Linked DNA regions of Homo sapiens: region 1 is linked to region 2. A link is a loop called in an ENCODE intact Hi-C map of the cell type or tissue named here. Cell type or tissue: ascending aorta. All regions are shown on one strand. Each heading gives the region's core, and the rest is flanking DNA. Links, peaks and the distances in the headings are about the cores only. Region 1 has its middle 43 kb from the start of MIR3141. Region 2 has its middle 34 kb from the start of MFAP3.

Evidence for each region. Peaks named below come from ENCODE experiments on the same cell type or tissue, not always from the same donor. Only the 100,000 strongest peaks of a DNase experiment are listed, where the experiment ranks them.
Region 1: it touches region 2 in a loop (4-fold over the local background); 19 of 110 quality-filtered maps call a loop at or near these places.

Annotation. Positions count from the first base shown.
Region 1 is chr5:154,631,330-154,646,823 of GRCh38, reverse strand. No RefSeq gene overlaps it. Among named protein-coding and RNA genes, the nearest start is that of MIR3141, 43 kb to the right of the region's middle. In ascending aorta, for the core only: CTCF peaks have their summits at 4,188 and 6,385; no DNase peak of the experiment used is centred there.
Region 2 is chr5:154,065,309-154,080,802 of GRCh38, reverse strand. No RefSeq gene overlaps it. Among named protein-coding and RNA genes, the nearest start is that of MFAP3, 34 kb to the right of the region's middle. RefSeq lists an enhancer at 8,360-8,409. In ascending aorta, for the core only: a CTCF peak has its summit at 8,325 (motif pointing left); a DNase peak (open chromatin) is centred at 8,302; H3K4me3 peaks cover 333 bases; H3K27ac peaks cover 277 bases.

The DNA.
Region 1 (15,494 bases), core at 3,298-11,297, 570 kb before region 2:
GCAACCACCACCGGCCCAGAGGAGAGCCCTTGACCAAGGACATCACGAGTACGAAATGACCAAATTTGTTCAGTATTGACTGTATCTAGGAGTATCCTACTCTCAAATAACCCACATGCAAAATCCTGAGGCGGAAGCTACCTTCATCCCTGTTTACAAAACAAACAAACAAAAAACAAAAAAACCCAGGAACCAAAAGATTGAGCAAGGTGTCCAAACCACACAGTTGGTATTTGGTGTCACGTTGGAAGGAGGAAAGGCCACAATTAAAAATTGTTATTCCCGCCGGGTGTGGTGGCTTACACCTGTAATCCCAGCACTTTGGCAGGCTCAGGCAGGTAGATCATCTAAGATCGGGAGTTTGAGACCAGCCTGACCAACATGGTGAAACCCCGTTTCTACTAAAAATACAAAAATTAGCTGGGTGTGGTGGCGCATGCCTGTAATCCCAGCTACTTGGGAGGCTGAGGCAGGAGAATCGCTACAACCCAGGAGGCGGAGGTTCTGGTGAACCGAGATCGTGCCATTGCACTCCAGCCTGGGAAACAAGAGCGAAACTCCATCTCAAAAAAAAAAAAAAAAAAAACCCAAAATTTGTTATTCTTGCGTTCAAGGCATTGTGCTAACACTTTTCTTTTTTTTTTGGAACGAAGTTTCGCTCTTGTTGCCCAGTCTGGAGTGCAGTGGCACGATCTCTGCTCACTGCAACCTCTGCCTCCTAGGTTCAAGTGATTCTCCTGCCTCAGCCTCCTGAGTAGCTGGGATTACAGGTGCCGGCCACCATGCCCGGCTAATTTTTGTGTATTTAGTAGAGACGGGGTTTCACCATGTTGACCAGGCTGGTCTTGAACTTCTGACCTCAGTTGATCCACCTGCCTCGGCCTCCCAAAGTGCTGGGATTACAGGCGTGAGCCACCATGCCCGGTTTGTGCTAACACTTTTCTAGGCATTATCTCATTTAATTACCAGCAGAGGGTGAGTGCTTTAACTCTTTAGAGGAAGCTTAGAGAGGTTGACAGGCCTGCCCAGGCTTATTAGCTGGAGTGTGGATGGACCCACAGCTGACCCTCCTCAGCAGAGCACTCCAGTACCTGCAAAACTGTGGGCAGATGTCTGTGATTCTGAGATCGATTGGGAGTTGGGGTCCGGCTTTTCTTTTCTTTCTTTTTTTTTTGAGTTGTAGTTTCACTCTTGTTGCCCAGGCTGGAGTGCAGTGACAGTGATCTCAGCTCACTGCAGCCTCCACCTCCCCAGCTCAAGTGATTCTCCTGCCTCAACCTCCTGAGTATCTGGGACTACAGGTGACCACCACCATGCCTGGCTAATTTTTTGTATTTTTAGTAGAGACGGGGTTTCACCATGTTGTCCAGGCTGGTCTCGAACTCCCAACCTCAGGTGATCCGCCCGCCTTGGCCTCCCAAAGTTCTAGGATTACAGGCATGAGCCACTGCGGCCTGCCTGGGGTTTGGCTTTTCAAATCTCAGTAGGTAGGTTGGTTTTTGTTTTTTTTTTTCCCTTTGGTGTGCTGTGGGTTGAGGATGTGGGCACTCGACTCAGTCAGCCTGATTTGGGATCCTGGCAGTGCCACATTCTGGCTGTGGGCCAAGGGGCAGGTCACTCAGCCTCTTTCAGACTCAGTTTCCTCATGTGCAAAATGGGAGTAGTACTGGTACCTGCCTCATAGGGCCTGTGAGAGAAATGCGTGGAGTCACTTAGCACTGAGCCTGGCTCCTAGCAAAAGCTAAAAATACGCAATTGTTGCTCTTAATTATTCTTACAGCCTATAAAACAGCTTTGTGTGCATTATTTGATTTGATTCTCACAATAGCACTGAGAGGATGTACAGGGGCAGATTTATCTCTGTTTTTTTTTTTTTTTTTTTTTTTTTTTAACACAAAGCGACCAAAGTTCAGAGAGGATGAGAGGCCTGGTCTAAGTCACAGGGCCATGACCTCAAGTTCAGGGAGGCTGGTTCCTCTCACCACTGCATTCTCTAAAATACTGTCCAAGGGAAATATAAAGGCAATCACAAATGTAATTTTAAATATTCTAATAACCACATTAGGAATCATAAAAGCAAACAAGTGAAAGTAATTTTAATAAGATATTTCATCTACTATATAAAAATATTACATTTTAACATGTAATCAATATAAAATCATTACTTTTAGGGAAAAGAAAGAGAGATCAGACTGTTGCTGTATCTATGTAGAAAAGGAAAACATAAGAGATTCTATTTTGACCTGTACCTTAAACAATTGCTTTGCTGAGATGTTGTTAATTTGTAACATTGCCCCAGCCACTTTGCCCCAACCTTGAGCTCACAAAAACATGTGTTGTATGGAATCAAGGTTTAAGGGATCTAGGGCTGTGCAGGATGTGCCTTGTTAACAAAATGTTTACAGGCACTATGCTTGGTAAAAGTCATCGCCATTCTCTAGTCTCAATAAACCAGGGGCACAATGCACTGTGAAAAGCCACAGGGACCTCTGTCCTGAAAAGCTGGGTATGGTCCAACGTTTCTCCCCATGTGATAGTCTGAAATATGGCCTCGTGGGATGAGAAAGACCTGACCGTCCCCCAGCCCGACACCTGTAAAAAGTCTGTGCTGAGGTGGATTAGTAAAAGAGGAAAGCCTCTTGCACTTGAGATAGAGGAAGGCCACTGTCTCCTGCCTGCCCCTGGGAACCGAATGTCTCGGTATAAAACCTGATTGTACATTTGTTCAATTCTGAGATGGGAGAAAAACCACCCTATGGTGGGAGACGAGACATGTTGGCAGCAATGCTGCCTTGTTATTCTTTACTCCACTGAGATGTTTGGGCAGAGAGAAACATAAATCTGGCCTATGTGCACATCCAGGCATAGTACCTCTCCTTGAACTTAATTATGACATAGATTCTTTTGCTCACATGTTTTTTTGCTGACCTTCTCCTTATTATCACCCTGCTCTCCTACCACATTCCTTTGGCTAAAATAATGAAAATAATAATCAATAAAAACTGAGGGAACTCAAAGACCAGTGCTGGTGCAGGCCCTCCGTATGCTGAGTGTCGGTCTCCTGGGCCCACTGTTGTTTCTCTATACTTTGCCTCTGTGTCTTATTTCTTTTCTCAGTCTCTTGTCCCACCTGGTGAGATATACCCACAGGTGTGGAGGGGCGGGCCACCCCTTCATCTGGCGCCCAATCTGGGGCCTTTCTCTAGGGTGAAGGTATGCTAAGAACGTGAACATTGAGAACAGCTGATGAGAGATTCCCAAGTATGTCCACGGTCAACCTTGCGGTAAGCTTGTGTGCTCGGAGGAATCCAGGGTAACAATGGGGCAAGCTGAAAGTAAATATGCCTCTTATCTCAGCTTCATTAAAATTATCTTAAGAAGAGGGGGAGTTAAAGCTTCTACAGAAAATCTAATTATGCTATTTCAAACAATAGAACAATTCTGCCCATGGTTTCCAGAACAGGGAACTTTATATTTAAAAGATTGGGAAAAAATTGGCAAAGAATTAAAACAAGCAAGTAGGGAAGGTAAAATCATCCCACTTACAGTATGGAATGACTGGGCCATTATTAAAGCAACTTTAGAACCGTTTCAAATAGAAGAAGATAGTGTTTCAGTTTCTGATGCCCCTGAGAGCTGTGTAATAGATTGTGAAGAAGAGGCAGGAACAGAGTTCAAGAAAGGAATGGAAAGTTCACATTGTAAAAATGTAGCAGAGTCTGTAATGGCTCGGTCAATGCAAAATTGTTGACTATAATCAATTACAGGAGGTAATATATCCTGAATCATCAAAATTGGCAGAAGGAGGTCCAGAATTATTTGGGTCATCAGAGTTTAAACCACGACGGCCATCAACTCCTCCTCCTGCGGTTCAGATGCCTGTGACATTACAACCTCAAATGCAGGTTAGACAAGTACAAACTGCAAGAGAATATCAAGTAGAAAAGGATAGAGTCTCTATCCCGGCAATGCCAATCCAGACACAGTATCCACAATATCAGCTGGTAGAAAATAAAACCCAACCACTGGTAGTTTATCAATACTGGCCGCCAGTCAAATTTCAGTATCAGCTGCTTCCAGAGGTTCAGTATAGATCTCAGGCGGGGTGTCCTGTCCCAAATAGCAGGGCACTATATCAGCAACCCACAGCGATGGCGTTTGATCCTACAGCACCAGCTAGTGTACAAGATAGTACACTGCATAAAACCATTAGCCAGAAAACAGGGAGATCTTGAGGCATGGCAGTACCCGGTAATTTTACAACCGATACTGGCTGGGAAAGGGAGTCAAGCAGGAGCCTCTGTCCAAACTGAGATTAGATATGAATCTTTCACCCTGAAAATGTTAAAAGATATGAAGGAAGGAGTTAAACAATATGGACCCAACTCTCCTTATATGAGAACATTATTAGATTCCATTGCTCATGGAAATAGACTTATTCCTTATGATTGGGAAATTTTGGCTAAGTCTTCCCTTTCACCCTCTCAGTTTCTACAGTTTAAAACCTGGTGGATTGATGGAGTACAAGAACAGGTAAGGAAAAATCAGGCTACTTATCCTGCTGTTAATATAGATGCAGACCAATTGCTAGGAACAGGTCCAAATTGGAGCACTATTAACCAACAATCAGTAATGCAGAATGAGGCTATTGAACAACTAAGGACTATTTGCCTCAGGGCTTGGGAAAAAAATTCAGGACCCAGGAACCTCCTGCCATTCTTTTAGTTCAATCAGACAAGGCTCTAAGAGCCATATCCAGACTTCGTGGCAAGGTTGCAAGATGCCGCTCAAAAATCTATTGCAGATGATAACGCCTGAAAAGTTGTTGTAGAAATAATGGCTTATCAAAATACAAATCCAGAATGTCAATCAGCCATAAAGCCATTAAGAGAAAATGTTCCAGCAGGAGTTGATGTAATTACAGAATATGTGAAGGCTTGTGATGGGATTGGAGGAGCTATGCATAAGGCAATGCTATTGGCTCAAGCAATTACGGGGGTTGCTTTAGGAGGACAAGTTAGAACATTTGGGGGGAAATGTTATAATTGTGGTCAAATTGGTCATCTAAAAAAGAATTGCCCAGTCTTAAATAAACAGAGTAAAAATAAAGAGCCACCTGGCCTGTGTCCATAATGTGAAAGAGGAAAACACTGGGCTAAGGAATGTCATTCTAAATTTGATAAAAATGGGCAACCATTATCGGGAAATGGGAAGAGGGGCCAGCCTCAGGCCCCGCGACAAAGTGGGGCGTTCCCGATTCAGCCATTTGTTCCTCAGGGTTTTCAGGGACAACAACCCCCACAGCAAATACCACCATTTCAGGGAATCAGCCAATTACAACAATACAACAGTTCTCCCCCACCACAGCGGGCAGCACAGCAGCAGATTTATGTTCTACTCAAAGGGTTTCTTTACTCCCTGGATAGCCCCCGCAAAAGATTCCTACAGGGGTATATGGTACACTGCCAGAAGGGATGGTAGGCCTTATTTTAGGAAGATCAAGTCTAAATTTGAAGGGAGTCCAAATTCATACTGGGGTAATTGATTCAGATTATAAAGGGGTAATTCAGTTAGTGATTAACTCCACTGTTCCCTGGAGTGCCAATCCAGGTGATAGAATTGCTCAATTATTGCTTTGCCTTATATTAAAATTGGGGATAGCAAAACAGAAAGAACAAGAGGGTTTGGAAGTACCAACCCTGCTGGAAAATCTGTTTATTGGAGTAGTCAGTTCTCAGAGAATAGATCTGTGTGTACAGTCACTATTCAGGGAAAGCAGTTTGAAAGATTAGTGGATACTGGGGCTGATGTTTCTATCATTACCTTAAATCAGTGGCCAAAAAATTGGCCTAAACAAAAGTCTGTTACAGGACTTGTTGGTGTGGGCGCCACCTCAGAAGTGTATCAAAGTGCCATGATTTTACATTGTCTAGGACCTAATAATCAAGAGAGTACAGTTCAGCCTATGATTACTTCTATTCCAATTAATTTATGGGGCCGAGACTTGTTACAAGAGTGGCATGCAGAGATTACTATTCCAGTCTCCCTATACAGCCCCACAAGTCAAAAAATCATGACTAAAATGGGATATCTCCCTGGCAAAGGACTAGGAAAGAATGGAGAAGGCATTAAAGTCCCAATTAAGGCTAAGGAAAATCCAGAAAGAAAAGGAATAGAGTATCCTTTTTAGGAGTGGCCACTGTAGAGCCTCCAAAACCCATTCCATTAACTTGGAAAACAGAAAAGCCTGTATGGGTAAATCAGTGGCCACTACCAAAACAAAAGCTGGAGGCTTTACACTTATTGACAAAGGAACAATTAGAAAAGGGACATAATGAGCCTTCATTTTCGCCTTGGAATTCTCCTGTGTTTGTAATTCAGAAAAAATCAGGCAGATGGCGCATGCTAACTGACTTAAGAGCTGTTAATGCAGTAATTCAACCCATGGGGCCTCTCCAACCCGGGCTGCCCTCTCTAGCCATGATTCCCAAAGATTGGCCTTTAATTATAATTGATCTAAAGGATTGCCTTTTTTACCATTCCTCTGGCAAAACAGGATTTTGAAAAATTTGCTTTTACTATACCAGCCATAAATAGTAAAGAACAAGCCACCAGGTTTCAGTGGAAAGTGTTGCCTCAGGGAATGCTTAATAGTCCAACTATTTGTCAGACTTTTGTAGCTCAGGTTCTTCAACCAGTTAGAAACAAGTTTTCAGACTGTTATATCATTCATTATGTTGATGATATTTTGTGTGCTACACAAATGAGACAAATTAATTGACTGTTACACATATGTAGTACAGGCTACAAAGGATGTTGAGACAGCCCTAATCAAATATAGTATGGATGATCAGTTAAATCAGCTGTTTAATTTGTTACAACAAACTGTAAGAAAAAGAAATTTCCCATTTTATATTACTCATATTCAAGCACACACTAATTTACCAGGGCCTTTAACTAAAGCAAATGAACAAGCTGACTTGCTACTATCATCTGCGTTTATGGAAGCACAAGAACTTCATGCCCTGACTCATGTAAATGCAACAGGATTAAAAAATAAATTTGATATCACATGGAAACAGTCAGTGTCGAGTCCTACACCTACCCACTCAGGAGGCGGGAATTAATCCCAGAGATTTATGTCCTAATGCATTATGGCAAATGGATGTCACACATGTACCTTCACTTGGAAAATTGTCATTTGTCCATGTGACAGTTGATACTTATTCACATTTCATATGGGCAACCTGCCAGACAGGAGAAAGTACTCCTCATGTTAAAAGACATTTACTATCTTGTTTTGCTGCCATGGGAGTTCCAGAAAAAAATTAAAACAGATAACGGGCCAGGATACTGTAGTAAAGCATTTCAAAAATTCTTAAATAAGTGGAAAATTACACATACAACAGGAATCCCTTATAATTCCCAAGGACAGGCCATAATAGAAAGAACTAATAGAACACTTAAAGCTCAATTGGTTAAACAAAAAAAAAAAAAAAAAAAAAGAAAGTAAGGAGCATAACACTCCCCAGATGCAACTTAATCTAGCACTCTTTAAATTTTTTAGACATTTATAAAAATAAGACCACTACTTCTGCAGAGCAACATTTTACTGGTAAAAAAAACAGCCCATATGAGGGAAAACTGATTTGGTGGAAAGACATTAAAAATAAGACATGGGAAATAGGTAAGGTGATAACATGGGGGACAGGTTTTGCTTGTGTTTCACAAGGAGAAAATCAGCTTCCTGTTTGGATACCCACTAAACATTTAAAGTTCTACAATGAACCCATCTGAGATGCAAAGAAAAGTGCCTCCACAGAGACAGAAAACCTGCAATCGAGCATCATTGACTCGCCAGGTGAACAAAATGGTGATATCGGAAGAACAGATGAAGTTGCCATCCACCAAGAAAGCGGAGCAGCCGACCTGGGCCCAACAAAAGAAGCTGACACAGTTAACTGAAAAAAGCCTGAAAAACACAAGGGTAACAAAAACTCCAGAGAATATGCTGCTTCCAGCTTTAATGATTGTATCAACAGTGGTAAGTCTCCCTATGTCTGCAGGAGCAGCTGCAGCTAATTATACTTACTGGGCCTATGTGCCTTTCCCACCCTTAATTCCGGCAGTCACTTGGATAGATAATCCTATTGAAGTATATGTTAATAATAGTGCATGAGTACCAGGCCCCACAGATGACCATGGCCCTGTCCAACCTAAAGAAGAAGAAATGATGATAAACATTTCCATTGGGTATCATTATCCTCCTATTTGCCTGGGGAAAGCACCAGGATGCTTAAGGCCTACAACCCAAAAATTGGTTGGTAGAAGTACCTACTGTCAGTGCCACCAGTAAATTTACTTATTACATGGTAAGTGGAATGTCGCTCGGGTCACAAATGAATAATTTACAGGACTCTTCTTATCAAAGATCATTAAAATTTAAGCCTAAAGAAAAAACTTGCCCCAAGGAAATTCCCAAAGAATCAAAAGACCCAAAAGTCTTAGTTTGGGAAGAATGTGTGGCTGATACTGCGGTGGTATTACAAAACAATAAATTTGGAACTATTATAGACTGGGCCCCTTGAGGACAATTATAGTATGATTGTATGGGCTAGACTCACTCATATTCACAGGCTCCATCTGTCTGGCCCACTAATCCGGCCTATGATAGTGATTTGACTGAAAGGCTAGACCAGGTTTATATAAGGTTAGAATCACCCTATCCATGGAAATGGGGTGAAAAGGGAATTTCATCACCCCAACCAAAGTTAGTTAGTCTTGTTACTGGTCCTGAACACTCAAAATTATGGAAGCTCACTGTGGCCTCGCACCGCATTAGAATTTGGTCTGGAAATCAAGTTATGGAAACAAGAAATTGTAAGCCATATTATACTATCGACCTAAATTCCAATCTGACAATTCCTTTGCAAAGTTGTGTAAAACCCCCTTATATGCTAGTTGTGGGAAACATAGTTATTAAACCAGATTCCAAAACTATAACCTGTGAAAATTGTAGATTGTTTACTTGTATTGATTCAACTTTTGATTGGCAGCACCATATTCTGCTAGTGAGGGCAAAAGAGGGTGTGTGGATCCCTGTGTCCACGGACCGACCATGGGAGGCTTCCCCATCTGTCCATATTTTAATAGAAGTATTAAAAGGAGTTCTAACTAGATCCAAAAGATTCATTTTTACTTCAATTGCAGTGATTATGGATCTTATTGCAATCACAGCTACTGCTGTGGCTGCTGGAATTGCTTTACACTGCTCTGTTCAAGCTGCAAAATATGTAAATAATTGGCAAAAGAATTCCTCAAAATTGTGAAATTCTCAGACTCAAATAGATCAAAAATTGGCAAGCCAAATTAATGATCTTAGACAACTGTCATTTGGATGGGAGATAGGCTCATGAGCCTGAAATATCTTTTTCAGTTACAGTGTGACTGGAATACATCAGATTTTTGTATTACACCTCGAGCCTATAATAAATCTGAACATCACTGGGACACGGTTAGATGCCATTTACAAAAAAGAGAAGATAATCTTACTTTAAATATTTCAAAATTAAAAGAACAAATTTTTGAGGCATCAAAAGCCCAGTTAAATCTGGTGCCAGAAACTGAGGCAATGGTAAAAGCTGTTGATAGCCTCACAAATCTTAACCCTGTCACTTGGGTTAAAACCACTGAAAATTCCACTATTGCAAATTTTGTATTAATCCTTGTATGTCTGTTCTCTCTGTTGTTAGTCTACAGGTGTATCCAGCAGCTTCGGAGACACAGCGACCGGCGAGAACGGGACATGATGATGATGGCGGTTTTGTCAAAAAGAAAAGGGGGATATGTAGGGAAAAGAAAGTGAGATCAGACTGTTACTGTATCTATGTAGAAAGGGAAGACGTAAGAGATTCCATTTTGACCTACACCTTAAACAATTGCTTTGCTGAGATGTTGTTAATTTGTAACATTGCCCCAGCCACTTTGCCCCAGCCATTTTGCCCCAACCTTGAGCTCACAAAAACATGTCTTGCATGAAATCAAGGTTTAAGGGATCTAGGGCTGTGCAGGATGTGCCTTGTTAACAAAATGTTTACAGGCAGTATGCTTGGTAAAAGTCATCGCCATTCTCTAGTCTCAATAAACCAGGGGCACAATGCACTGTGAAAAGCCACAGGGACCTCTGCCCTGAAAAGCTGGGTATGGTCCAATGTTTCTCCCCATGTGATAGTCTGAAATATAGCCTCGTGGGATGAGAAAGACCTGACCGTCCCCCAGCCCGACACCCGTAAAAGGTCTGTGCTGAGGTGGATTAGTAAAAGAGGAAAGCCTCTTGCACTTGAGATGGACGAAGGCCACTGTCTCCTGCCTGCCCCTGCGAACCGAATGTCTCGGTATAAAACCCGATTGTACATTTGTTCAATTCTGAGATGGGAGAAAAACCACCCTATGGCGGGAGGCGAGACATGTTGGCAGCAATGCTGCCTTGTTATTCTTTACTCCACTGAGATGTTTGGGCAGAGAGAAACATAAATCTGGCCTACGTGCACATCCAGGCATAGTACCTCCCCTTAAATTTAATTATGACATAGATTCTTTTGCTCACATGTTTTTTTTGCTGACGTTCTCCTTATTATCACCCTGCTCTCCTACCGCATTCCTTTGACTAAAATAATAAAAATAATAATCAATAAAAACTGAGGGAACTCAGAGACCGGTGCCGGTGCAGGTCCCCCGTATGCTGAGTGCCGGTTTCCTGGGCCCACTGTTGTTTCTCTATACTTTGCCTCTGTGTCTTATTTCTTTTCTCAGTCTCTTGTCCCACCTGGTGCGATATACCCGCATGTGTGGAGGGGCAGGCCACCCCTTCAATTACTGAGCTATTTTACCTCCTTTTTTTGGAACCAAATCTTTGAAATCTGGTTTGTATTTTGTACTTACAACACACCTCAATTGGACACTAAATTTTCACTAGAAACACTTGATCAGTATTTATATGATAAAAGTTACATTTGAAAAATAGCTTACATACCCTAGTTGTTCCAAGCATACTTAAAAGTTTTCCAATAACTGAATCAAATATAAGTTTGTAAATTTAAATTTAAATTAAATAAAGTTTAACATTCAGTTCCTTGGTTGTACTGCCACATTTCAAATGCTCAATAGCCACATGTGGCTATGATATTGGACAGCACACACGTAGAATATTTCTATTATTGCAGAAGTTTCTATTTGTTTTAGCATACTCCCTCATTTCCATCATTCCCTGTGTAAATTAGTATCAAGAGAGAATTATTGGATAAAAAAAGGAAGGTGGTTTTCAGAATACTGAAAGTTGATTTTAAAGAGTAAGATAAAAGTGAGAATAGTGTATTTACAATCATATTTCATAACTTATAAGGATACCCATGCATGTCAGGAAAAAACAGGATTCTCACTATTATTGCTTCTACCCAACATTATATTGGAGGTCTTAGCTAATGTAATAAAACAAGAAAAAGAAAAAAAGTGTAAATCTTTGAAAGGAAGATAGAAAACTCTATTTGTCAATGATAGGATCAGAGGTCTTAAAAACAGAAGAGAATTAATGACACAAACCTTTAAAACCAATTAGAGATTTCAGCAAGAGCTAAGCTATGAGCTCAACATGGAAAAAACCAATAGCTTTGTTGAAATCCAGCAATAATAATTAATCATAGCCCAGGTACAGTGGTTCATGCCTATAATCCCAACATTTTGGGAAGCCAAGGCAAGAGGATCACTTGAGGCCAGGAGTTTGAGACCAGCCTTGGCAACATAGCAAGACCTTGTCTCTAATTAAAAAAAAAAAAAATCAATCATAAACATATAGTAGGGGGAAAAAATATTGGCAAAAGCAAAGCAAAACCAAACATACAACATCTAGAAATACTCCAACCAAAAAACATCTTTCTGAAGGCATTTATGAAACTTTACTGAAAAAGTTAATTAAAGATCTGAATAGGCCAGGTATGGTGGCTCACATCTGTAATCCCAGCACTTTGGGAGGCCGAGGCAGGCAGATCACCTGACGTTGGGAGTTTGAGACCAGCCTGACCAACATGGAGAAACCCCGTCTCTGCTAAAAATACAAAAAAATTACGTGGTGTGGTGGTGCATGCCTGTAATCCCAGCTACTCCGGAGGCTGAGGCAGGAGAATTACTTGAATCTGGGAGGCAGAGGTTGCGGCGAGCCGAGATCGAGCCATTACACTCTAGCCTGGGCAACAAGAGTGAAACTCCATCTCAAAAAAGAAAAAAAAAAAAGATCTGAGGCTGGGTGTGGTAGCTCACACCTATAATCCCAGCACTTTGGGAGGCCGAGGCAGGCAGATCAAGAGGTTAGGAGTTCGAGACCAGCCTGACCAACATGGGGAAACTCCATCTCTACTAAATACAAAAAAAAAAAAAAAAAAATAGCCGGGCATGGTGGCACACGCCTATAATCCCAGCTACTTAGGAGGCTGAGGCAGGCGAATGATTTGAACCCATAGGCAGAGGCTGCAGTGAGCCAAGGTTGCACCACTGCACTCCAACCTGGGCGACAGAGCGAGACTGTCTCAAAAAAAAAAAAAAGATCCTAATCATGGCAAGATATATCATGATCATGAGCAAAAGATGTCAGTTCTTGGCTGGGCGTGGTGGCTTACGCCTATAATCCCAACACTTTGGGAAGCTGAGGTGGATGGATCACCTCAGGTCAGGAGTTTGAAACCAGAGCAGCCAACATGGTGAAACTCTACCTCTAATAAAAATAAAAAAATTAGCCAGGTGTGGTGGCACACACCTGTAATCCCAGCTACTCAGGAGGCTGAGGCAGGAGAATCACTTGAGCCTGGGAGGCGGAGGTTGCAGTGAGCTGAGATTGCGTCATTGCACTCCAGCCTGGGCGACAAGATGCAAACTCCGTCTCAAAAAGAAAAAAAAAAGATGTCAGTTCTCCTCAGTTTAATCTGTAAGTACAAAGCAATCCAATCAAACATCACCAAAATCTTTTGCAAAATTTAATACACTTATTCTAGAGTCACATGGGAGAGCAAAGGATAGGAAATTTATGAAACTAGAAGACCTAGGAGGAGCACTTCTATCAAATAACAAGACTTAGTATAAAGGCTTATTTTATATAATTAAGAGAATATTGTGTCAGAAATACATATTAGGAAAGAGCAAGGCGGGCCAGGTGTGGTGGCTCATGCCTGTAATCCCAGCACTTTGGGAGGCGAGGTAGGAGGATCACTTGAGGCCAGGAGATCCAGACCAGCCTGGCCAACATAGTGAAGCCCCGTCTCTACTAAAAATACATCAATTAGCTGGGCATGGTGGTTCACACCTGCAATCTCAGCTACTTGGGTAGCTGAGGCATGAGAATCACTTAACTTGAACCTGGGAGATGGAGGTTGCAGTGAGCCGAGGTCACGCCACTGTGCATCAGCCTGGGAGACAGATCAAGACCCCGTCTCAAAACAAACAAACAAACAAAAAACAAGAAACAAAAAACAAACAAACAAAAAGAAGGCATAAAGAAAACCTATGTTTCTATTTCACCACTTAGGTTATAGAAGAAACACAAACTAAAATGAGATAGCTGGCCGGGCGTGGTGGCTCACGCCTGTAATTCCAGCACTCTGAGAGGCCAAGGCAGGCAGATCACCTGAGGTTGGCAGTTCAAGACCAGCCCGACCAACATGGTGAAACCCTGTCTCTACTAAAAATACAAAATTAGCCGGGTATGGTGGCACATGCCTGTAATCCCAGCTACTTGGGAGGCTGAGGCAGGAGAATCACTTGAACCTGGGATGTGGAGGTTGCGGTGAGCTGAGATCATGCCGTTGCTCTCCAGCCTGGGCAATAAAAGGGAAACTCCATCTCAAAAAAAAAAAAAAAGATAACTTTTTATACCTAGCAGACTGGCAGAAATTAAAAACGACCATTCTGGCTGGACATGGTAGACCACACATGTAATCCTAGCACTTTGGGAGGCCAAGGTAGGAGGACTGTTTGAGCTCAGGAGTGAGACCAGCTTGGGCAACATAGTGAGACCCCATCTCTATTCTTAAAAAAAAAAAAAAAAGAAGAAGAAAAATGACAATTCCAAGTGTTTGTGAGTGAGTGGAAAAATAGATGCTCCATACATTGCTTGGAGGGAGGTGTAGGGAGTGGGAATGAGTAAAACTTGCCTGGGCAGCAATTTAGCAATATGTATCAAAATTTAATGTGCTATGGCACCTGGAGGTTGTCACCTCTTCAACCTAAAGGTTGCCCTTTGAGAACTTATCCTTGTGTAATGAAAGATGCTCATTACAATATTGTTTATAAGAAAATATTGGAAGCTGCTTAAACATCCATCAATAAAAGATTGGTTAGCCAGGTGTGGTGGCTCATGCCTGTAATCCCAGCACTTTGGGAGGCTAGGAGGGAAAGAGGGAGGGAGAAGGGAAAGAAGGAAGGAGGGAGGGAGGAGGGAAGGAAGAAGGAGGGAGGGAGGGAGGAGAAAGAAGGAAGGAAGGAAGAAAGGAAGGAAGGAGGGAAGGGAGGGAGGGAGGAAGGATGGAGGGAAGGGAGGGAGGGAGGAAGGATGGAGGGAGGGAGAGAAGAGAGGGAAGGAAGAAAGGAAGGAAGGGAGGGAGGGAAGGAGAAAAAGAAAGACAAGTAATAAAGCAAGGTTTAAGAAAGGGAGGGAGGAAGAGCGGGAGGGAGGGAGGGAAAAGGAAAATAAAGGTATCTTAACTTCCTCCTTTAAAATGTTTTAAAGCTCCCTCGATGTCCACTAGGAGGAGACAAAGAAACGAGACTAGAAGAGTCAAAATGCGCTTTATTCTTTATTGCTGGGTGGCTCATCAATGACGCCATGGCCTTCCTGAAGTCCCATCACCTTCTCCTCCTCCTCCCGCCACGTCAGCATTTTTTTTTTTTATTTTTTTGAGACGGAGTCTCTCTCTGTCACCCAGACTGGAGTGCAGTGGCATGATCTCAGCTCACTGCAACCTCCGCCTCCCGGGTTCAAGCGATTCTCCTGCCTCAGCCTCCGGAGTAGCTGGGATCACAGGCACCCACCACCACACCCGGCTGATTTTGTATTTTTAAAGTAGAAATAGGGTTTCACCATGTTGGCCAGGCTGGTCTCGAACTCCCAACCTCAGGTTATCCACCCTACTCGGCCTCCCAAAGTTCTGGGATTATAGGCGTGAGCAACCGCGCCTGGCCCACGCCAGCTTTTAACACGCGCGTCTGTTTCGCAAGGGGCCGCGAGCCTTCCAGGGGCGCTCTCCTGCAATGCCCAGACTCCAGGCGCCGGGAACGGCCGCAGGACCTTGGCAGCTGCGTGGTCCAAGGCGGCTCGTGGTGGTGCTAGGGCTCCTACAGGTGCCCAACCTCCAGGAGCGCGACCTCTGTCTCCGCGGCACTTGGTTCCTGCCTCGGTGTCCACCGCCCCAACCTGATGGGAGCTGTCAGCGCCCAGCTCACGCCTGCCTGCG
Region 2 (15,494 bases), core at 4,485-12,484:
GCCATCATGAGGTATGGCCACAGCTGTCTCTGGGTGAGCAGACACAGAGCCCTCCAAAGGGAGAGAAAACCCATCAGAAGGCCTGCTGGGCCCAGGTGGAATCGCTGTGAATGAGGACATGTCAAAGAACTTATCTTTCTCCTGTAAACACCTTGGACCAACCCAGACCTGTTTAATTTCTAGGCAAGAAGCACAAATTGAATCCTGCACTACATGCATTTATCTCCTCACCTTTTTCGGCAGGAATCTAGATAGGAATTAATAGACTCACTCAAAGAGGAAAAGACATAGTGGGTGCAGTGGAGTCCTTTGTCTTTACGGGGCTTGAAAGGGTGGATCTCTAACACGTCTCATTTAATATTGGCTCGAGTTAAAGTATAGTAAATTCCAGGCCAAGAAGAAGAAACTAGGATGCCACAGAATGTTAGAGATAATTTAATTTAAACTCCTTACTCAATAGATAGAGAATCTGAGCTCAGGGAGGGGACAATCTGTCCACAGCCATATACCAAACTGCTGCTGGCTGGGCTGAGGGCTACGACACCTTACTCCTGGGCCAGTGCTCTGGGCAGGGCTTCCTATCTCTGTCATTCATTTCTTTTTTTTTTTTTTCTTTTTTTGAAATGGAGTCTTGCTCTGTTGCCCAGGTTATAGTGCAGTGGCACGATCTCAGCTCACTGCAACCTCTGCCTCCTGAGTTCAAGCAATTCTCTTGCTTCAGCCTCCTGAGTAGCTGGGATTACAAGTGTGCGCCACCACACTCAGCTAATTTTTGTATTGTTAATAGAGATGGGGTTTCACCATGTTGGCCAGGCTGGTTTTGGGCTCCTGACCTCAAGTGATCCTCCTGCCTCAGCCTCCCAAAGTGCTGGGATTACAGGCATGAGCCACTGCGCCTGGTCTCTGTCATTCATTTCTGTACCACGGTCATGATTTGTGTCATATTTACACACCCTCGGCACCATTATTAACATGGTCTTAATATCTGAATCGACTGTATTTTTTTATCCTTAAATAAATTTCTTTTGAAAGGAAATTGCTGTGAAGAGAAAACAAGGATTGTTTTCCACAAATAAAAGGTGACCACAAAAAATACATGCTATGAAATGAAGCAATACATTTTAAATATATTAAATTTTAAATATAATTTAAAATTTAAGTTTAAAAGTTTAATTTAGAAGTTAAATTTTAGCAAGGTACTGCTGTGTGTGAAAAGACTGTTCACTCTCTCTGTTAAAAGGGAGATTTGTCATGTTAAAGTGAACTTGAAAGGGAATGGCTTTCTCACCATAGGAGAGGATGTTTCTTAATAAGGTGTTTATGAACCATCTAAAATTGTCTCTCATATCATGAGTGGTCAAGTTGATCAGGAAAGAAAATGTGTTTGCAAACTTCCAAGGAAATGTAATACTTGACACTACTTGGGTTAGAATCCCAACTGTGCCATTTACCAGCCACTGGATCTCCAGCAAGTTATTTAACCTCTTTCTGTCTGTTTCCTTACTCATAAAATAGGAATAATTGTGTATATCATGGATTTATTGCAAGTACAAATAAGATATACATATAAAGCCATAGAACGGCACTCAGCATAGAGTAAGCACTCAGCACCACGTATTCTTGTAATTATCATTATTAAAACTTAAAGTGGTATTATGCCCTAGAGCAGGGTTGCAACCTTTTTCTGTAGAGGGTCAGATAGCACATTATTTTACCCTTTGCAGTCCATACAGTTTCTGTTGCAACAATTCAATCTTCCATAGTTCCAAGGAAGCAGACATATTGCATACATATATTAATGGGCATAGCTCTGCTCCAGTAAAACGCTACCAGAATAGGTGGCAGGATGGTTTTGGCTGGTGGGCCATGGTTTATGCTACAGGGATATAGTTATGTAAAACAAAAAACAGGCCAGATGCTTTGTACACTATTTTCGAATGAGGTAGCGTCATACTTCATACCTTAGCCCAAATCCCAATCTTTTGAATTCAATCCCATGCACCTGAAACGTAGGTTCTAGTCCAGAAACTTTGGTCTCACTACCTGCTATCATCTTAACTGCTGCCCAAATGGCCATGAGACTAAACAGCTCTTGAACTTGAAGCAGAATAAAGGTTAAAAGCATGGGCTTGGGAATTAGAATGACTTGGGTTTGCTGCTCACCCTGCAAAGGGTATTATTTTCTTTTTACACAGGAGGAAATTGCAGCTCAGTGGGGTGGAGTAATTTGCCCAATGTCACATAGCCAGCAAATTGACATCAGTTCCACAAACATGAAATTTGGTTCTAATCCAAAAACCCTGGGGCCAGCTGCATGTCATCATGATGCTTCCTTTTCTTGTTTCTAATTTCCATGATAAAGAGGGGGAGAGCTTGAGAAGGATTTAGAGTGGGAAATAATGCCGATGGCTTAGGACAACATTTTGATCAATGGAGGAAGAAGAATGCAGTCCCCAGAGACCATAAGATATAACTGAAAGAGCACAGGGCTAGATCTGCTTCTTCCCTTACCAGTGAACCCTGGATGTGTACCTGGGCAAATGTAATGATAAGAGGCAGCATTTATTGAGTTCATATGGAGTGCTTTCTAATACCTTTATCTTATTTTCCCTTCACAACAACTCTGAGATTTTAATCCCCATTGCACAGATGAACAAGGTGAAGCTCAGAAAGGTCATTTAAATTCCCAGGGTCATAGAACTAGTGAGTGGTGCAGCTGGGATTTGAATGCTAGTCTGTCTGGTTACAAGTCCAGGTTTTTCCAATGCAAAACATCCTCAAGAGTCTACTTTCCTGCCTAGGTGAGTCCACAAATGAAGTTGTACAATGTATGCTCTGTAACTTTAGAATTGGAGGTGACTCACGTTGCAATCTTACCATGTGCTTGGCAATGTGCAAGGCCAGTCCTTCCAAATGACCCTGTGAACTCAGTGCTAATAGTATTCTCTATCAGTAGATTTGGCAACTGTGGCTCATAGACCTTAAGTAACTTGTTCAAAGTCATTCAGCTAGTAAGAAACAGGCTGGGGTTTGAACCCAGGTCAAATCCACTTCAAAGCCTGTGCTCCTAATAGGATGACCAAATAGTTTGTCACCCAAACCAGGACACTTTTGAGAGTGAAAGGCACTATTAATAATTATGTCAAGACAGCAGGCATAAACTTCAGTTCTTGACTACTGTGCTTATCCAAATGGGCTCTTTCTATCCCTCAGACCACCATGAATCATAACGTGGAGAAGAAACCCATTACATCTGGCACCACCATCATTTTCATTATTACCATTTACCTAGACAGCATTGTAAGAAAGAGGTAAAGTCCTGTGGGAATGAGGCATTTGAAACTTGGTGCTTGAGAATTTTAGAAAGGGGTGAATGTAATTGCCTCGGGAGTTGCTATAAGAAGCAGTAACAGGGCAGCTGGGACCCTCCTCGCCTTTCCTGCACTCTCTTGACTGCAGGCACTGGGTGGAAAGGAGAGATGGATTAAAAGAGAGCTCCAAGGAAATGGAGATGAATGCCTTTAGATTTGGTATGATAAGAAGAAGGGCATTTCTCAGATACATAAAAGAGACCAGATCATTATCAAGATAGTGCTTGAAAACACACATACCTCTAACCCAGGACTAGTATCACATGGTGGCAATGGTGGTGGTTGTCTCAACTGTACTCTTGGAGGTGTGCTGGGAGGATTTTCTGCTTCAGAATTCCCAGAATTCTACCTTAAGTGCCTTAACCTTCGAGTAAAGGTTCATTTCTCTAGGAGATCAGTTTTAAAAAGAAACCACCATAGAACCATTTGAGTCCACTATCAGTCATGAACATGGGGGAGTTTATTACATAGCAGACTTTCTTTTGAATCTTACAGTTGTTTAGGATGTTGGAAAGGTGAGTTTTGATAGAGAAATGGGCATAGGGGAAGCTTTGGGACCTGGGTTTTTGCCTAGAGAAGGCACCTTAGTGTGGGGTCGTGGGTAGCCAGAAGCCTAAGTGGTACACAGCAGAGCAAGAGTACTGGGGAGAAGATGGCAGTGGGAGGGTAAAGTTCACCACCGTAGCGTTGACTATGCCAAGTTCCAGGGCCAATGGCTCTGCAGAGAACTAGCAAGGTCATGGGAGTCAGAGTGGTACAAGGCAAAGAGGACAGGGAGCCAGGACCCTGGGGTGCTGAGGCCAGCTCTGTTAATGAGAGTCTCTGAGCAAGTTAATCTCCCTATGATGCCTCATCTACCACATATAAAGCTTGGCTGAAAATGTAATAATCTCTATGGTCTTTTTCAGCTCTAATACCACATGTGACTCTAGACTGTGCCACTAAGTGAATCTTGCTGTACCTAAGTGGGTGGCTTAGAGCTAAGAGGCTCTTGACTGGAGAGCAGGCGTGACCTGAGCCACTGATCTCTGCCCTCCACATTACCCCTTCTCCTCGCCTTAATTCTCTTGATGACCAAGGGAGCTTTTAGCCTCTCCTTCCCTCATTTATCCTTTTAAGCAAGAAAGGAGGGAGGCTGCATAAAGGCTTCCAGTAGCTCTCTCTCTCTCAGGATCCCAGGAGGGAGAAGATCAGAAATTAGCTAAGAGAGAACTGAGAAAAGTTTAGGTCCTAGACTACTAACTGCAGCAAGGATAAAATCTCATCTGGAGATGGCCTGAGGACTGACTACAAAGTCTAGGGGAACACACTGGGTCACAGGGGCTAAGACATTTAGCCTCTTGGTGCTTTGGTTTTTTCATCTTTAATGGGGACACAGGGGTAGACTAATATTTAATGGACCTCTATGTCGACAGTAACTAGGCTGGGTGCTTTAAGTATTATCTAATTTAATCTTCACAACAACCTCCTTTCAGGGGAAATATTATCTTCATCTTTTGGAGGAAAAACCAGCAGTGTAGAGGAGATAAATCACTTGCCCACTTATGCAGTTCAGTAGTAGTAAAGCTGGGCTGGGCGCGGTGGCTCACGCCTGTAATCCCAGCACTTTGGGAGGCTGAGGCAAGTAGTTCACCTGAGGTCAGGAGTTCAAGACCAGCCTGACCAATATGGTGAAACCCTGTCTCTACTAAAAATACAAAAATTAGCTGGGCGTGGTGGCATGTGCCTGTAATCCCAGCTACTCAGGAGGCTGAGGCAGGAGAATTGCTTGGACCTGGGAGGCGGAGGTTGCAGTGAGCCGAGATCACGCCACTGCACTCCAGCCTGGGTGACAGAGTGAGACTCCCTCTCAAAAAAAAAAAAAAAAAAAAAATACAACAACAACAAAAGAAGTAGTAAAGCTGGAATGCACACCAGGTCTGCATGACCCTAAGATTCAAAGCGGGTTTACCACATCCTGCTGCCATTTTCTGAGAAGTCTGATTTCGTCATCCTCCTGGCTCATTCAGCAGGCTCTGACGTGGAGGATGGGGAAGGGAGCTGATTGCCTCGGTCCAAGTCTCATTTATTAATTAGCCTGGCATTTGGGGCAACTTAACCTCTCTGAATTTTAGTTTCCTCATCTATATATAATGGAGGATTAGAATAGTTCTTACCCCATATATTTGTTGTGATGATTAAATAAAATTACATGTAATGGGTTTAAGTGCCTATGGCAAAGGCTCCATAAATTTTAGCTCTTATTATTAATAATATTATTATTCTTTTTTTTTGAGACAGAGTCTCACTCTGTCACCCTGGCTGGAGTGCAGTGGCACGATCTTGGCTCATTGCAACCTCCACCTCCTTGTTCAGGCAATTCTCCTGCCTCAGCCTCCCGAGTAGTTGAGATTACAGGCTCCCACCACCACACCTGGCTAATTTTTGTATTTTTTGTAGAGATGGGGTTTCGCCATGTTGGCCAGGCTAGTCTCGAATTCCTGACCTCAGGTGATCTGCCCCCCTCGGCCTCCCAAAGTGCTGGGATTACAGGTGCGAGCCACCACGCCTGGTCAATAATATTATTATTCTTAAACTGTATGCAAACAACATGCAAATAAATCCTGTGGCTCCCCTGGATCTGTGGTTGGATGGGTCTTCTGTTAAATTCCTGGTGGCTTCAAGTGCCACTAGTAAAAGCTAATAAGTCATCCCACCATCATCAGAAAAACCATCCTGATCCCAGCACTTTGGGAAGCAAAGGTGGGAAGATCACTTGAGGAGTATAAGACCAGCCTGGACAACATAGTGAGACCCTGTCTACACAAATGCATGCACTCACGCATGCGTGTGTTCCCCCCGCCCCCCCCACACAATTAGCTGGGTGTGGTGGTATACACCTGTGGCTCCATCTACTTGGGAGGCTGAGGTGGGAGAATTTCTTGAGCCTAGGAGGTAAAGGCTACAGTGAGCTATGATTGTGCCACTCACTCCAGCCTGGGCAACAGCGTGAGATCCTCCCTCTCTTTGACTCTCTCTCTCACACACACACACACACACACACACACACACACACAAAAGAAAAACCATCCTGACATTTCCACAATTCACAAGGAGGGTTTACAATATTTCATCATTTGATTAATACCCATGAAGTAGGGAACACAGGTATGCTGACCACCTTCTTCATATGTAAATCTTGAGTCACACAGATAGAAGTGGGACAGAAATCTTAAAAATTTTTGTAGAGATAGGGTCTTGCTATGTTGCCCAGGCTAGTCTCAAACTCCTGGCCTAAAGTGATCCTCCCGCCTCAGTCTCCCAAATTGTTGGGATTATAGGTGTGAGCCACTATGCCTGGCTCCCTTTTTTTAAAAAAAATTTCCAAGCCCAGACCTTTTATATACTGTATCATAGAGAATAAAACTGGGTGAGTTTTATGGAGAACTGGGTCTCAGTTTTATATATTATGTTATCTACACGTGTGTGTGTGTGTGTGTATGTGTAAATATATGCATATATATACATATATATGCATATGAATATGTAGATGGCTATATTAATGAGGTGTAGGGAGACCCCCTGAAACTATTGCTACGGAATAAAAGATGAAATGCTCCTGATTATTGTAAATACAAAATTGCATGCAGGATTGTGTAAAGACAATGCCAGGTTGGACTGCCAGAATGAGCCAACAGCGCGTGATGTGCTTCCCCCTGCAGAGAGCCTAAGAATGGACGTGCAGTCAGGGAGGTTTCACATCACCAAGATTCCTATCCCAGAAAAGCAGATGCTCATAGCTCTGGGAATGGAATGAGACCCTTGTGGAGAGTCTATAAATGGACGCATGGGGGGCGCCTGTCCATATGGATAAGATAGGGCTATAAATGCCCTCATCTTGCCACAGCTCTTCTAGGACTTTTTAGGGTTAAGGCATACTCCCTTCTGAGAATTTCTGGTCTACCCGATTGTCTAGCTTCACGTCCTGTTTCTATGGATTGTTTGTAACCAGCTTTTGCTGCAACTGTTACTGCTGATTAATATCTTGCTAATCATAGATTATGGAAAGACTGTGTTTCTGTTTTAAGGCTCTGTTAGAAATTACTGATGCACACACTATATTGTAAATTATTTGTATACTGTACTTCTACATACAAATGCACTGTACTTCTACATACAAATGTTATGTTAAAGAATTACTTCATCCCCATGTGACCATCTCACCTCATAATCAAACGACCCTAAATCCCTCACTAACCTACCCCCGCCCTCACTAAACTTAATAATAAATGCTGGTATATCCAGTGCATTGGTGGCACCGCGGGACCAAAAGGCGGTGACCCCCTGGACCCAGCTTTCACTATCTTGTGTGTGTCTATTATTTCTCAACCTGCCAATCCACCTAGGAACAAAGAGAGAGCCCCGTCGCATTGCGGGCTGCTGGCCAGATCCCGCACTAATGAGGGAAGGGCAAAGAACAGGCCCTGGAACTTTCCTGATTCAGGAAGGGAAGCATTCAAGCTAGGCTCTATGCCTGTCCCTCTGCAATTTTTAGAAATTTAATTTCTGGACTACAACTCAGAGTGACTCCCCAACTCTATCTAATTCAGCTCCTGGGCTGTATGTACCAGGACCAGGCCAAGTTCATTTCTCTCCCGCCGGCTTTCTGCAGGAACTGGCGTCCATCAAACCCCATTGAGTATTTGTTGAAATGCTCTCACTTTGGTGTGTTCCCTTCAAAAAGCTTACTCAATATGGGCTGCAGCTGATCTCTAGGAGCCAACAGGGTTGGTGTTGAGCACGAGGCTCTGGGGGGGCGATAATAAACATGTTTCCACGTCCCAGCTGTCCGCTTGACCACCTAGGTGCCCCCCTGCTGTTCCCACTCAAAACTCTGCTAGGCCTGCTGGCTGTGGAAGAGCAGCTGCCCGCTCTCCTGTCCATTCCACGACACAACAGCGGCCTCTTGTGGCCATCACCAGCTCTACAGGTACTATTGTCTGGTCTCAGTGGGTTTCAGGGTTTTCTTCATTCTTTCGATTTATACTTAGTGAGCTCTACTGTGTGCCAAGCATGGTCCTAGGCACTATGGACAGAGCAGTGAGCAGAACAAAGTCCTTGCTCTCCTAAGGGTGGGCAAGGTGGGCCTGAGAAGTGCTTCATGGCCAGTGTGGGGGCTTTGACTTTTATTCTGAGAAGCCATTGGAAGTTTCTGGGTAGAAGAGTACCACAATCTGACTTAAGAAAAGAAAAGGAAAAAACCCATGCTTGTGCCTGAGTCCTATCCCCAAAGATTCTGATTAGATTGGTCTGAGATATGGCCTGGAGATTAGAATTTCTAAAACTCTCCAGGTGTTTCTAATGTGCAGCCAAGGGTGGGATCACTCTGGTTTCTGGATAGAGAATGGACTAAAGGGGCCAAGGGAAGAAGCAGGAAGTATAGTTGGGAGGCTATTGCTATAATAGAGGTGAGACATGCGGCTGGCTCAGACCTCAGTGGAAACAGTGAAGGTGAAGAGAAGTGGTTAGATTCTAGATTTATCTTAAAGGTCGAACTCTCAAGGTTTGCTGATGGATTGGATGCAGGGTGAAAGAGAAAAGTGAAAAGTCAGGATGACTTCCAGAGTTTTACTCCAAGCAACTAGAAGGAGGCAGTTTCCATTTGCTAAGGTGGGGAAGACTGCAGAAGGACCAGGTTTCACCAGAGAGGGGAATCAGGAGTTCGATTTCATACATGTTAAGTTAGAGATGTCTATTTGAGATCCAAATAGAGATGCTGAAAGGGTGTGTTCAGGAGAAATGTTCAGGCTGGATATCTAAGTTTATGTGCCATCAGAGATGGTATTTAAAGCCTTATGGCTGGATGGGATCAGTTAGGGAGGAAGCAAAGATAAAAGAGAGAAGTCCAGGGAATCCCCCAGGGCACTCCAGTATAGGAAGGAAATAGGTAGAGAGTCAGGAGTGAGTGATGCTCCAGGAACCCAAGTGAAAAAGTGTTTTAAGAATGAAGGAGTTGTCAATAGTCACGAGCTGCTGACCGGCCAAGTAAGATGAGTACTGAGAACTGACCACTGGAATTAGCAGCCTGGAGGTCACAGAAGACCACAACATCATGGGAGGGTTTGGGAGAGGGGCAAGGGCCTCTTTGTAGAATGGGAGGAGAAGATTTGGGGACAGAGAGAATAAAAATTCTTTTGCAAAATTTCACTGTAAAGGGAGGGTGTTGGAGAACAGAATCAAGAAAGGTTTTTTTGTGTGTTTTAATATGAGAGAATTAGCATGTTTATATTTTTGTTGGAAGAGATCCTCCAGCACAGGAAAAAATGAGTAGATACTTTAATAGAAACAAACATTTATTAAGCACATTTTTATATTCCTGACACTGTTTAATGCTGCACATGAATTATTTTTCCTCACATTTCTTTCTCACTACAATCCTATGAGGAGGTTTTATTATTATTATTTTTAACTTTTAATTTTTGTGGGTACATAATAAGTGTATATATTTATGGGTTACATGAAATATTTTGATTCAGGCATGCAATATGTAGTAATCATATCTGGGTAAGTCCCCTCAAGCATTTATCCTTTGTGTTACAAACAAGCCACTCACACTCTTTTAGTTATTAAAAAGTGTACAACTAAATTATTTTTGATTACAGTCACCCTGTTGTGCTAGCAAATACCAGGTCTTATTCATTCTTTCTATATATATATATATTTTTTGAGATGAGTCTAGCTCTGTCACCCAGGGTGGAGTGCAGTGGTATGATCTCAGCTCACTGCGACTTCCACCTCCCGGGTTCAAGCAATTCTCCTGCCCCATCCTCCCAAGTAGCTGGGACTACAGGCACACACCACCACACCTAGCTAATTTTTTGTATTATAGTAGAGACAGGGTTTCACCATGTTGCCCAGGCTGGCCTTGAACTCCTGATCTCAGGCAATCCACCCACTTCGGCCTCCCAGAGTTCTAGGATTACAGGCATGAGCCACCATGCCCTGCCTCATTCTATCTTTTTTTTTTTTTTTTATACCCATTAGCCATCCCTACTTCCCTCTGTCCCCCACTACCCTTCCCAGCCCCTGGTAATTATCCTTCTTCTCTCTTTTTTTTTTTTTTTTGTTTTTTGTTTCTGAGACACAGTCTTGCTCTGTAGGAGATGGGTCAGACTGGTGGGAGAAACTATAGGGAAAGGAGCAGGCCTTCTGAAAGGTTGGAAGGATCTGCATAGCTTCGGGGGAGAATAGCTGAAGGCAGCTGTTCTCTGACCCTGAGGCAGAGGGCAAGGAATAGGTGCAAGGGAGTGTAGGGGAATTTATCTTGATCAAGCTTGTTTACTTATTGTTGACCAGGAACTGGCCTTTGATCATCCACCCGTGATGTTCCCTGAAAGGGGAACAATAAATGTTAATTACCTGCAGGTTGTGTTGGCTCCAGGTTTTCGGCACTGTGCCTACACTGAATAAAGCAAGCAGCTCCAGCTTCTCGGGGCTGCTCTCTGGCCACTACAGCCAGGCAGTCACCTAGCTGCTCTTATACTGCATACCTGTGTCTGAGTACTCATTTCATCTGTTGGCTAGGGTCTGCGGGACAGACCTGGTATTGCTCTGTTGCCCAGGCTGGAGTACAGTGGCATGATCTTGGCTCATTGCAACCTCTGCCTCCTGAGTTGAAGTGATTCTCATGCCTCGGCCTCCCAGGTAGTTGGAATTACAGGCATATGCCACCACGCCCAGCTAATTTTTGTATTTTTAGCAGACCCATGGTTTTGCTACATTGGCCAGGCTGGTCTCAAACTCCTGGCCTCAAGTGATCCACCCACCTTGGCCTTCCAAAGTGCTAGGAGTACAGGCATCAGCCACCACCCCTGGCCCATCCTTCTAATCTCTATCTCCATGAGTTCAATTGTTTTAATTTTCAGCTTTCACAAATAAGTGAGAACATGAAAAATTTGTCTTTCTGTGCCTGGCTTATTTTACTTAACATAATGATTGAGGAGGCTCTATTATTATCTTCAATTTATAGACAAGGGAGCCTGAGCTTTGAGAAAGAAACTAACATTTCCACAGACACATAGCCAATAAAATGGGAGAGCAGACGTTCTGCCCTGGAATCCCCTTCAGAGCTAGAGTCCTTAACACCTGCCCTGCACAGCCCAGCCATCAGCCTTCCAGCACACTCTTTTAAATGCCTGAATTTTTGGTGCTCAGCTAGAAGGGATGAAATGACTCAAAAGACCATCAAAGAAATCAACAATCAAAAGTAATCATGATGACAGCACTATCTTATAAAGTCCCCAAGTGTCTAGAAAAGCTTCCACAATTATTTCGCTCTTTACTCTGTCATCCCAAACACAGTGTTGCTGTTGCACAGAGCTGTTTACTGCCTGGAACAACCCGGGCACTCAACCTGACCATGCTTGTAGTGATGTACATGTCTGCAGGGCACAGCCTGACAGATTCCATTAAACACAACCGCTCCTTTGTTGCCAGCCTTGATGCTCAGATGTACTCCCTACCTCTTCCTCAAACCCACCCCTCTCTGCACGAGGCAGCATGACCTTTCCAGCACAGTGTCTGCAGATGAACACTGCTGGAACAGTCCATATTTTTGGTAAGAAGCCAAAAGAAATGGTAGCTAGACTAAGTTGAATAGTGTCCCCCTATCCAAATTTCATGTCCATCTGGAACCTCAGAATGTGACTTTATTTAGAAATAGGATCTTTGTAGGTATAATTAGTTGAGGTGAGGTTATACTGGATTAGGGTGAGCCCTACTCCAGTGACTGTCCATTCTTATAACAAGAGAAAACAGAGACACAGACACACGGGGAGGACACCACCCATGTGACAATGAAGACAGAGACTGGAGTGATCCAGCTATAAGCCAAGAAACGCCAAGGATTGTTGGCAACACCAGAAGCTAGGAAGAAGCGAGAAAGGATCCTTCCCTAGAGCCTTCAGAGAGAACATGGCCCCTGTCAACGCCTTGATTTCAAAAGTCCAGCCTCCAGAACTGTGAGAGAATACATTTCTATTGTCTTGAGCCATCAGCTTTGTGGTAATTTAGTATGGTAGCTCAAGGAAATTAACGTAGTACCCATTGGTCAGAGCTTGGCAGTACACCTGTGAAGGATTTTGTGGTACCCTCAAGTGCCATGTACATCAATCAGTGCTGCACTGGATTGAGATCACCATTAAGAATGCATTAAGAGGCCTGGAGCAGTGGCTTACACCTGTAATCTCAGCACTTTGGGAGGCTGAGGTGGGTGAATCATCTGAGGTCAGGAGTTCGAGACCAGCCTGGCCAACATGGTGAAACCCCATCTCTACAAAAATACAAAAATTAGCCGGGTATGATGGCAGGTGCCTGTAATCTCAGCTACTCAGGAGGCTGAGGTGGGAGAATCCGGGAGGTGGAGGTTTCAGTGAGCTGAGATTGTGCCATTGCACTCCAGCCTGGGCAACTGAGCGAGACTCCATCTCAAAAACAAACAAACAAACAAACAAACAAACAAACAAAAACCCACCAAAAAGACCCCAAAAAGAATGCATTAAGGAGGGCACAAAATGATACATCTGGGAGGATCTTTGGAGATAATGTAGTTCAGCCAGCTTATTTTAAAGATGTGGAGAGTAAAGTCCAGGTAGGGCAAGGGGCTTGTCCAAGGTCACATGGCCATTTAATTGCAGGCCCCATATAGGTTTGGTTCATACTGCATCCTCTGTAACCTGGAATCCTGCTTGGCACCTAGCAGGTGGTCAATAAACATTTGTTGAATAAGTGAATGAATAGAATGCAAATACACTATCTCTAGCTCAGGATTCCTTTAAATAATGTTCTCGTGATACTTGCTAAGAGTAAAATTAACATTACTTGGTTTAAGCTGGCAATTACTTTTCTTTACATACTCAGGCTAATACCTACCAGCTACAAATTGATTTCATTTTGTTGAAAATGTGAAGGCTTCTTGGAGACTTAGCCAGAGAAAATTTCTAATATTGAAGCATAATGTTTTGTAGTTTTCCCTTTACCATCTAAAAAGGACTTTCTTGTCCCATTGGACATTCCTCTTAATTGCTGAGTTTCCCAAAAAAAAGTGCCACCTAAAATTAACTAATATTATACCAATCCATTGACTGTAGTTATATTTAGCCTCAGGACTTGGAGATAAATTTTGACTGGTTGTTCACAAGGATAAAGGCAACATAACTAATAGCCACCATTTATTTGGCAACTATGATATGCCAGATATTCATTAAGCACTGTGTTACATTATCACCAATCTTCACAATAAAGATTAACAACTTTTACAGTATTGATTTTTCCCTTGCTGTCAAATAAGGCAGCCACTAGCCTTGTAAGAAGCTCTTTTTGGAGACTGACATTAGCAGTGATATGCTCATGGTCTGGCAAACATATAGGAGGATGCTATTCAGAGTTTTCAAACTTTGAAGAACTTATCTTGCAGATAAACTACTTCAAGTGTGCAGTGACATATCTCCAGAGATGTTTGTTGCAGAGATGTTTGTAAAAGCAAAAGATTGGAAACAAACATCCACAATGTCCATCAAGAGGGGTTGGCTAAAGGGTACATTCCATTAATGGAATCCCAGCAAGTCACTCAAAAGACTCAAAAGAATGAGGCAGATCTGTGGGTACTGGTATGTAAAAAAGTCCAAGATATAGGATCTGTAGAGTACAGTCACATTTTTATAAAAATACAATTATATAGAATATATACAGGAAGGGAGGTGGGAAGTAAAGATGGTATATTATTTGTGTAAAATAAAGACAGTTATGGAGAATATATATAGAAAGGAAGGAAGGAAGGGAGGGAGAAAATTCCTGGAAGGATGCATAAAATACTGAATATATGGGTAGTATAACTAGGGAGCCGGAGGTGGGAGGCAAAGAAAAGAGTGTTTCTTTTTTAACCTAAAAACCTTCTACACTGTTCATATTTTTAAACAATGTGCATGGATTAAATTTATAATTTTAAACTGAGTTATTTAAAAATAATAAGAATTTAGAGGGTATGTGACTTGTCATTAATATCCCTGGGGGCTGCAAAGAGACCACAAAGAAACCACCCAAGCTTATTTCTGCACTGATGCTCAGAAATTTTTAAGAAGTTGGCTGTTAGCATAATGTATACTGATACATGAAAGCTCAGGTTAATAACATGCTCAGAATAGACCAGGGATAGCAGCACTGAACACATTCAAAGTGGAGTTGGCCAAGCTGTTAGAGGAAAGATATTCCAGAGAGCAAATGTTGGGCAGATGGGTGGTGCAAGATGCTTCCCAAAATGTTACCAAGTCTCAAAAGGATACAGAAAAATGTAATATGTAACATGAATTCTTAATTTGCAAGAGGCCTCTTTTTCTCTTAAGGAAACATTCATTTCCAAATACTTTCTCCTGCCTTAGTGCTAATGTGTGAGCCATTAGATAGTAAGCTATACAGTCACAGAGTGATCCTAATGTTTACTGATTGCTTTCTCAGAGCCTGGCATTTTAGCCCTCACAACAACCTGATGAGATAGGATTTTCACAAATAAGTGAAGTGATAAAGTAGTAAAAACTTGTCTAAGGTCGCTTGGTGAGCAGGTGGGGGAGTCCTCCTTTGACCCTCCTACCTGCTAATAATGTATGTGCATTTCAGCATTCTAGAGAGGGGAGGGTCCCCTAGGCATCATCTTAGTCTACCAGTAGTGGCCAAGGTGAGCCTAGGACTCAGGTATCCATTCCCAGTGCGAGTTCTTTCACCCTAACCATCTTCCCCTTAGATCTTCCATATGTATATAGGTGTCTTGGACAATGTTGAGTGGAATTTAATTGAGGATATTACATGTCCAGTAATGTAACAGAACTCCAATAATGAGGTTCCTTTCTGAAACTGGCACTCCCCTAACCTGAATACTCCCTTTTATTTTTGCCCTTTTCCCATGTCCTTGAGCACCATCTGTTAATTCCATAGTCTATGAAAGGTGGGTTACTGAGGCACCACTTACTTTAACTTCATCTAAACCAAAAATATATGTGAAAGCAAAGGTTTGTTAGTTCTTTAGCTTTCTTCTAACATATATTTTGAAGTGCAACACTGATCATGTAACTCCTCTCTTTAAAACCATTTAAT